Regions from separate parts of the Homo sapiens genome. Here region 2 is linked to region 1. A link is an interaction called in ENCODE POLR2A ChIA-PET data of the cell type or tissue named here. Cell type or tissue: A673. All regions are shown on one strand. Each heading gives the region's core, and the rest is flanking DNA. Links, peaks and the distances in the headings are about the cores only.

Region 1 (4,399 bases), core at 200-4,199:
ACCTCTCATGGGAACTAACAGAGTGAGAACACAGTCACCCCCAATGGAGGGCATTAACTTACTCATGAGAGATCTGCCCCCACAATCCAAACATCTCACATTACGCCCCACCTCCAACATAGAAAATCAAATTTCAACATGAGTCCAAAATACCACATGTTCTCATTTATAAGTGGGAGCTAAGCTATGGGCACACAAAGGCATACAGAATGGTATAATGGGCATTAGAGACTCAGAAGGGAAGAGGGTGAGAGGGGGCTGAGGGATGAAAAACTACCTATTGGGTACAATGTACACTACTCAGGTGACAGATGCACTAAAATCCTAGACTTCACCACTATCCAATTCATCCATGTAACCAAAAAACACTAGTGCCTCTGAAGCTACTGAAATTTAAAAGTTTTTTAAAAATTCAACATGAGGTTTAAAGTAGACAAACCATATTTAAACTATAACTAGATACGCTTTCATTCATTTCTCTTTATCTTTTACGTATCTTTGATAGGTCTTTTCTTTGTGATTACCATGAGGCTTACATATAACACCTTATAGTTATAACATGCTATTTTAAGCTTATAGTAATTTAAATTTGATCCCCTCCCCAACATTCTCTATATATATTTTAATTATGACATTTGAAGAAACTTGAAAAAAATAAATATTTTATACACCACACACACACACACACACACACACACACACACACACACACAAAGTCTTACTCTGTTACCCAGGCTGGAGTGCAATGGCATGATCTTGACTCACTACAACGTCCACCTCCTGGGTTCAAGCAGTTCTCCAACCTCAGCCTCTTGAGTAGCTGGGATTACGGGTGCATGCAACCATGCCCTGGTAATTTTTGTATTTTTAGTAGAGATGGGGTTTCACCATGTTGGCCAGGCTGCTCTCGAACTCCTGGCCTCAAGTGATCTGACTGCATTGGCCTCCCAGTGTGCCGAGATTACAGGTGTGAACCACCACGTCTGGCCACATTCTGTATTTTTGATGTCACAATTTGCATATTCATCTATGCTAAGAACTGACTCAGATAAGTGATGGTTTGAGATAAGCCTAGATAGGTAAATAGGACATGACAGAACTTTAGTCTTGTTTTTCCTAGAAGGATATAGAAAATCACTGAAGCAATTTAGACGAGGAAGTAATACTAGAACAGGCAATACAACATCTCAAATTCATTTTGAGTTCTAACTCTAAGGAACACATTTTGCACAGGTTTATATATATGTTAAATGCATTTTTCTTGGTGCAAAGTCATCAAAAGTACATACTAACAGAGCTTTCTTCTATTACATAAACATCTGCCATTTACAATAAACAAGGGAAGTATTAAAATAAGAGACAGAAGATGGTTTTCTTCAATTTATGTAATCTGTGTCTAGATATCAAGACACTAATAATCAACCTTAATCATTCTAATAAATTCAAGATATGGAACACAGAGGTGCAGATACACAACACAATTTGCAACACTTTTCATCTTCTCAACTAAAATAATCCATATAAAATTATGGTTATTTATTTTAGAGAAGGAGTCTCACAGTGTCATCCAGGCTGGAGTGCAGTGGCACGATTACAGCTCACTGCAGAACTCCTGGGCTTACGCAGTCCTCCTACCTCAGCATCCCAAATAGCAGGACTTCAGTTACACACCACAATATCTGGCTAATTTTTTTTTTGAGGGCGGGAGGCGGTAACAAAGTCTCACTCTTGTTGCCCAGGCTGGAGTGCAATGGCATGATCTCGGCTCACTGCAACCTCCGCCTCCCAGGTTCAAGCGATTCTCCTGCCTCAGCCTCCCAAATAGCTGGGATTACAGGTGCCTGCTACCACGTCCAGCTAATTTTTGTATTTTTTAGTAGAGACAGGGTTTCACCATGTTGGCCAGGCTGGTCTCGAACTCCTGACCTCAGGCGATCTGCCCGCCTCGGGCTCCCAAAGTGCTGGGATTATAGGTGTAAGCCACCGTGCCCAGTCAATATCTGGCTAATTTTTAAATTTTTTGTAAAGATAGAGTCTCACTCTATTGACCAGGGTAGTCTCAAACTCCCGGTCTCAAGGGATCCTCCTGTTTTGGCCTCTCAAAGTGCTGAGATTACACGGATGAGCCACTATACCCAGAACATACCTATTTATCCATTTAAAAAAATCCACATTATGTTTGGCCAGGTTTTACAGAGCACTTTTGATCACATTACACAATAGGAAGGGCAAGTAATACACCAATTTTTCACTTGTAAAAATGGAGACTCTGTGTTTTTTTTCAGCAACACTTACATAAACACAGTAGAAATGTAATACTTGGTTGTGGAATGCCTGAACAAATGAAAAATAAATACATATGTCTGTAATTTTTTAAATTTATTTTTAATTGACAAATAAAAATTATACATATTTATAGTGTATGACATGATGTTTTGATACATCTTTTTTTTTTTTTTTTTTTTTTTTTTGAGACAGGATCTGGCTCTGTCACCCAGTCTGGAGTGCAGTGGTGCAACCTCGGCTCACTACAACCTTTGCCTACTGAGCTTAAGCCATCCTCCTACCTCAGTCTCCTGAGTAGCTGGGACTACTGGCACCCACCACCACGCCCAGCTAATTTTTGTTATTTTTTGTAGAGACGGGGTTTCGCCATGTTTCCCAGGCTGGTCTCAAACTCCTGAGCTCAAGCAATCTGCCCACCTTGGCCTCCCAAAGTGCTGAGATTACTGGCGTGAGCCCCTGCACCCAGCCTTGATACATCTTTTTATATTGTGAATCCATTAACAAATTATTGTAGTTACAGTTTTTTTGTTTTGTGTTTTTTTTTTTTTTTTTTTTTTTTTTTTTAGAGACAGGGTCTTGCTGTCATTCAGGCTGGACTGCAGTGGCTCAATCATAGCTCACTATAACCTTGAACTCCTGGCCTCAAGAGATCCTCCTGCCTCAGCCTCCCAAAGCTCTGGGATCACAGGTGTGAGCCACCATGCTCAGCATTATAGTTATTTTTAATGTTCATTTCTTTTAACCTTTGTGTTGAAGATATAAGTGACAGATGAGTGATATACGTATTTATGGTTTTATTCCTTTTTCTACTAATCAATTAGTGGTGTATCGAGTTATTTTTGCTTCTTTTCTGGATTTTACTTAGAGCAAATTTCCCAAAGGAAAAGAAAATGTATTGATTTGTTCTACTGTTTTTTGTTTGTTTGTTTTCTGTCTTCTTTTACTGATATCTTTTGTTGGTTTTTCTTAGCTTGTCGATAAATTTCTAACTTCTTAGGTTGAATACCTATTTCATTCTTTTTTTGGTTTTTCTTCTCATTTAGTAATATAAACATTGAATACAATAAATGTTTCTCTACGTACTGTTTTGGTTAAGATCTTATAAATGTAATGTTTTCAATTTTGTTATTTTCTAGACATTCTGAAATTTGATTTTGGTTTCTTCTTTGATTAACAGTTGTTCATGAGAGTTCTTATTTATTTTAATTTCTGATGTAGAGCTTTATCTTCTATCTTGGATATTTTATTTTTCATCATGCTGAGCTCAGATAATATCATCAATCAATGTTTTTAATATTTCATGAGATTGTGACAAGATTATTCTAAAGTACTGGGTTAGATGTAATGGACATACAGTCATGTGTTATAGATTTTTATCATCTAATATTGGAAAAGTTGTTTTGAGTGAGTGGTTTCATTCCTTTACCGTAGCGATTTTTTTTTTGTTTTATTATTATTATTATTATTTTTTGAGACAGAGTCTTGCTCCATCACCCAGGCTGGAGTGCAGTGGCACGATCTTAACCCACTGCAACCTCCACCTCCCTGGTTCAAGAGATTCTCCTGCCTCAGCCTCCCGAGTAGCTGGGATTACTGGCATGCACCACCACGCCTGGCTAATTTTTGTATTTCTAGTAGAGATGGAGTTTCACTATGTTGGCCAGGCTGGTCTCAAACTCCTGACCTCAGGTGATCCGCCCGCCTCGGCCTCCCAAAGTGCTGGGATTACAGGCGTGAGCCACTGCGCCTGGCCAGATTTTTAACTGTGGTTAATTTTGTCCCACGCTCCCTCAGGGGACGTTTGGCAATGTCTACACATATTTTTGGTTGTCACAACTAGGGTGGGGGACACAGAGGTGGCATTAGCATCTAATAGGTAGAGGATAGGGATACTGTTAAACATCCTACAATGCACAGGATAACTTCCCACAGCAAATAATTATCTGGCCTCAAATGTCAATAGAACTGGGGCTGAGGAAGCCTGTTAACACAAGACTCTTTCTTGATAGATGCTAAAGGGTACTGGTTCCTAATGCCATGCTTTCAGCTCATTGCATACAACTGAAAACTAATCCTTTTAGGTTTATTTCTATAGCACTTAAAGTAAACAGCC
Region 2 (4,399 bases), core at 102-4,101, 470 kb after region 1:
GAGGAAATTTTTTCCCAAGGAGCCCGCTCATTACACAAAAAACAAAGGCATCTCCACATTGGGCCTTGCTCCCTTCTCTGTGCAGCTACAGCTTGATTTTTTAGGCTGTTCCTCTGTTTAAAAGAATTCTACAGGCCAGGCACAGTGGCTGTCACCTGTAATCCCAGCACTTTGGGAGGCGGAGGCAGGTGGATCACCTGAGGTCAGGAGTTCAAGACCAGCCTGGCCAACATGGTGAAACCCCATCTTTACTAAAAATACAAAAATGAGCCGGGCGTGGTGGCGCATGCCTGTTATCCCAGCTACTCAGGAGGCTGAGGCAGGAGAATTGCTTGAACCCAGGAGGCAGAGGTTGCAGTGTGCTGGGATCATACCATTGCACTCCAGCCTGGGTGACAGAGCTAGACTCTGTCTCAAGAAAACAAAACAAAACAAAAAAAGAATTCTATGGAGGACTTGCCCTAACTGTCTGCTTAACTGTTTTTTGTTTTTTTTTTCATTCTCCTCTCTCAATACAATAAGTGATATGAAGGAAAAGCTCAAGGTGCCATAAGAGCTCACAGCAGGGAGGCCAGACGGGTTTGGGGAGAGATGTCAGGAGTTTAATTTCAAACATGCTAGATTTAAGATGCTTTTGAGACATCCAGGCGAAAATGCTGGGGAGATAATCAGGTGGATGAATCTGGAGCGAGAAGCAAGGCCTCGTCTAGAGATAGAAGTTTGGGGTTCATGAGGAAGTCACTGGTAACTAAAGTCATAAAATGGATGATACCATCTCAATGGAGAGTGAAATAAGAAACTATAAGGGTCTAATATTGAGCAATAAGAAATCCACAACCAAAGAAAGAGTAGAGGAAGACAAGTCACAAAGACATGGGGAAGCAGCGGCCACAGAGGTCGGAGGAAACCCACAGAGTGCAAGTGATGGAGCCACCAGAAGGGAACACGGGATGCCGGAGGGAGAGCACGGCCAGCAGTCCTTAACGCAGGTCAAAGGTCAGGTGAGATGAGGGGTTAAAACGACCTTTGAACCTAGAGACACAGAGGTCACTGGAGACCTTACCAAGAATGATTTTGGTGGAGTAGAGATGGCTGCAGCCAGCTTGGAGGAGGTGAAGGAATGAGTGGAAGGCAGGAAATGAAGCAGGAAGAGAACTCTTTTAAGGAGGTTAGCTGGAAAGAGGAGAAAAGCAGTAGTGAACAAGGTTGATTTTACAGCTTGGAAGCTGTGGAACCCGAAGCATATTAAATGCTGATTGGAAGCATTCAGCATCAAGGGATAAATAGAAATCGCAGAAGGGCTACAATTATAAACCTGAAAAACTCAAGAGACTCAAATGAGAAAGTATTAGGAATGCATTCAGTAAGCTGGTTGTTTAAAAATCAATATTAAAAAAATCAATAGCCTTCTAAATATAGATAACTACTTGGAATGTTAAAATAGAAGTTATAATGAAAGAAAACAATCCATTCCTAATAACAACAAAATGCCATAAGATGCCTAGGAATAAACATAGCAAGACACATAGGATCTATTTGAAGAAGACAATAAAATCCCAGCAAGGGCCATAGGAGGAAAGATTGGACAAAGAAAGAGACAAACCTTGTTCTTGGATACATAGACAACGCTATCAGAAAAAAAGTCAATTTTTCCTCTATTAGCTGTTACATTGAACACATTAACAATTAAAATGTTAATAGGATTTGGGTGGAATGTTACTAAGTGATTCTGAAAAAGAGCAATGAAGTGGGTTTAGAACAGCCAGTTTAAAAAACGTGCTATAAATCTCATTAGAGTAATAAAAAGAACATGTCAGTGACAAAAGCAGACAGATCAATGGACTAAAATAGCGAGCTAGAAATAGGCCAATTGCGGGAACATAAGCAAACAGACATTTCTAACCTATGAGTAAAAAATGGATTTTCAATACGTCGTGTTGAGACAGCCGGCTTGCCACTGGGGGAAATTGTACAGCTGTTTCCGGCATTGGACCTCACGCCTCAACAGACGCCCACGGCCTGGAAGAGGGCACAGCAGGGATGTCTGGGTCAGAATCTGGGTTGCATTCACTCTGTGAAATGTGAGTAAGTTGGACATGTACGATGTGGGCACTTCCACGTGTATGTTATACTTCAATCAAAAGTGTACACTCCCCCCCCTTGCCCTCTCAAAAAAGAAAATGCCATAGAAGGCCTGGAAGAAAAGAGGTGTGTGTTTTTTATAATCCTAGTTGCAGACTCGAGAAATATACAGAGAAATACTGATACATTTGAGTGTCTATGAACCCCGCACAGAAAAAGGAGAACACGAACAAGAATGAAAGACAAATAACAAATCTCTGCAACGTAATTGCCAAATACGGAATATTTGTAATATGTCAGAAAAACTGCTAAAAATCCTTTATAGACAAACCCACCCACCCACACATATATATACACACATATTTATGAAAGGCTCTTACAGATCCATGCTTTAAAGACTGAATTGAAAAATGGGCAAGTACCTGAGTGGGCAAGCTAAAAAAGATAAATTACCCAATTAAAATATGAATAAGAACATTCAGTACCATTCCTAATAAAAGAAACACTAATTACAATAATAAAGAGGTATCATTTATTGCCAGTGAGATTGGCAAAGATGAAAGACTAACATCTGTGGCCGATATGTGAAGCAACAAGGCTCTCAGGCACTGGGACAAGCTCGCCCAAGAGGACTTGAGCACAATGTACCAAAATGAAAGCGAGCAGACCCCTTCACCTACCAATCCAATTTCTAGGGATTCACCCTAAGGAGATAATTGCACAATTGGATAAAAATGTAAGCACAGCTGGGCCCGATGGCTCACGCCTGTAATCCCAGCACTTTAGGAGCCAAAGTGGGAGGATTGCTTGAGCCCAGGAGTTCAAGCCCAGCCTCCAACCTGGGCAACATGGCAAGACACCACCTCTACAAAAAAAAAAAAAAAAAAAAATAGCAGGGTGTGGTGGTGAGCACCTGCAGTCCCAGCTACTCAGGAGACTGAGATAGGAGGATCATGTGAGCCCAGGAAGTTGAGGTGGCAATAAGCTGTGATCGCACCACTGCCTGTCAGCCTGGGCAACAGAGTGAGACCCTGTCTTAAAACAAAACAAAACAAAAAACAAAAGCAAGCACAAGGATGCTCATTACTGTTTTTTTTTTGGGGGGGGTGGGGGCGTTGGGGGTGGGGAGAGGGATAGAGTCTCGTTCTGCTGCCCAGGATGGAATGCAGTGGCGTGATCTCAGCTCACTGCAACCTCCACCTCCCAGTTTCAATCGATTCTCCTGCTTCAGCCTCCAGAGTAGCTGGGATTAAAGGCACCCGCCACCACACTCAGATAATTTTTGTTTAGTAGAGACGGGGTTTTGCCATGTTGGCCAGGCTGGTTTCTAACTCCTGACCGCAAATGATCCGATGCCTGCCTCAGCCTCCCAAAATTCTGGGATTATAGATGTGAGCCAGCATGCCTAGCCTTATTATTGTGGTTTATATTAAAATCTTTCTGAAATAGTTGAGATGTTCAATAATACAGAACTAACTGAAAAGTAACTTCTGGGATATACATACAATGAAATATTTTTCAGCTTAATGCCTATTTTTTATATTTATGGACATGAAAAATGTCTACAACATACGAACAAAAGATCTTTTTCTTCCTTTTCCTTTCCTTCCTTCCTTTTCTTTTCTTTCTCCCCTCCCTCTCCTCTGTCCATACATAAAAAAAGAAAAAGAGAGAGAGAGTAAAAGAGCAGGCTATAAAAAGTACTATGATATTTGGGTGAAATTTATACTCTTTTTTTTTTTATTTGAGCCTACATCACTAACAATGTATATGCATATTTATACACACACACATAGAAAAATATATTTTAAAAGCCTCATTAAAATGTTTATCTTTGTTATCATTAAATGGTGAGATATTAGTAAAGTTTCAATTCTACTTTGTAGGTTTTTGTGTTTTCAGGATGGAAGAAAAAAAATCACGTGGTCAAAATTGCCCTTGGGAAAACTCTTAAATCACTCAAAATACAGCACACACAAACATATTTATAAATTAGAGGCTAAGATCCTCTCCTTGACCGAACCCTAGCCCAGCTCCTATGAGCCCTCTTCTCCACTAGGCCTTGACCTTGCCCTGACACTTAAACACTAACGTAGTTTCTAAGAGCTCAAGGACACACCCTTATGAGGCTCCAGCCACCCTTGAAGGGCCTCCCTGAGAAAACTCAAGGCTGCCCAAGAATCTATTTGTTCTAGCTGACATCTGAAGATAGGGCCCCAGGTTCCCAGCCTTGACAGAGCCTAACTTTAAAGAGCGCCACTTAGCAAATCCAGGTGGGATTTACACAGACTGACACCCACTTACAGGTATTTGTAAT

Evidence for each region. ChIA-PET counts read pairs that join two places held together with the same protein. Peaks named below come from ENCODE experiments on the same cell type or tissue, not always from the same donor. Only the 100,000 strongest peaks of a DNase experiment are listed, where the experiment ranks them.
Region 2: POLR2A ChIA-PET joins it to region 1 with 6 read pairs; 3 of 35 experiments call an interaction of 5 or more read pairs at or near these places.

The regions. Positions count from the first base shown.
Region 1 is chr7:138,138,459-138,142,857 of GRCh38, forward strand. No RefSeq gene overlaps it. Among named protein-coding and RNA genes, the nearest start is that of MIR4468, 17 kb to the left of the region's middle. RefSeq lists an enhancer at 1-24. In A673, for the core only: no CTCF peak of the experiment used is centred there; no DNase peak of the experiment used is centred there.
Region 2 is chr7:138,606,539-138,610,937 of GRCh38, forward strand. The region is part of intron 14 of SVOPL (SVOP like); the gene reads right to left. Among named protein-coding and RNA genes, the nearest start is that of SVOPL, 93 kb to the right of the region's middle. RefSeq lists a silencer at 4,306-4,399. In A673, for the core only: no CTCF peak of the experiment used is centred there; a DNase peak (open chromatin) is centred at 2,013; H3K4me3 peaks cover 325 bases.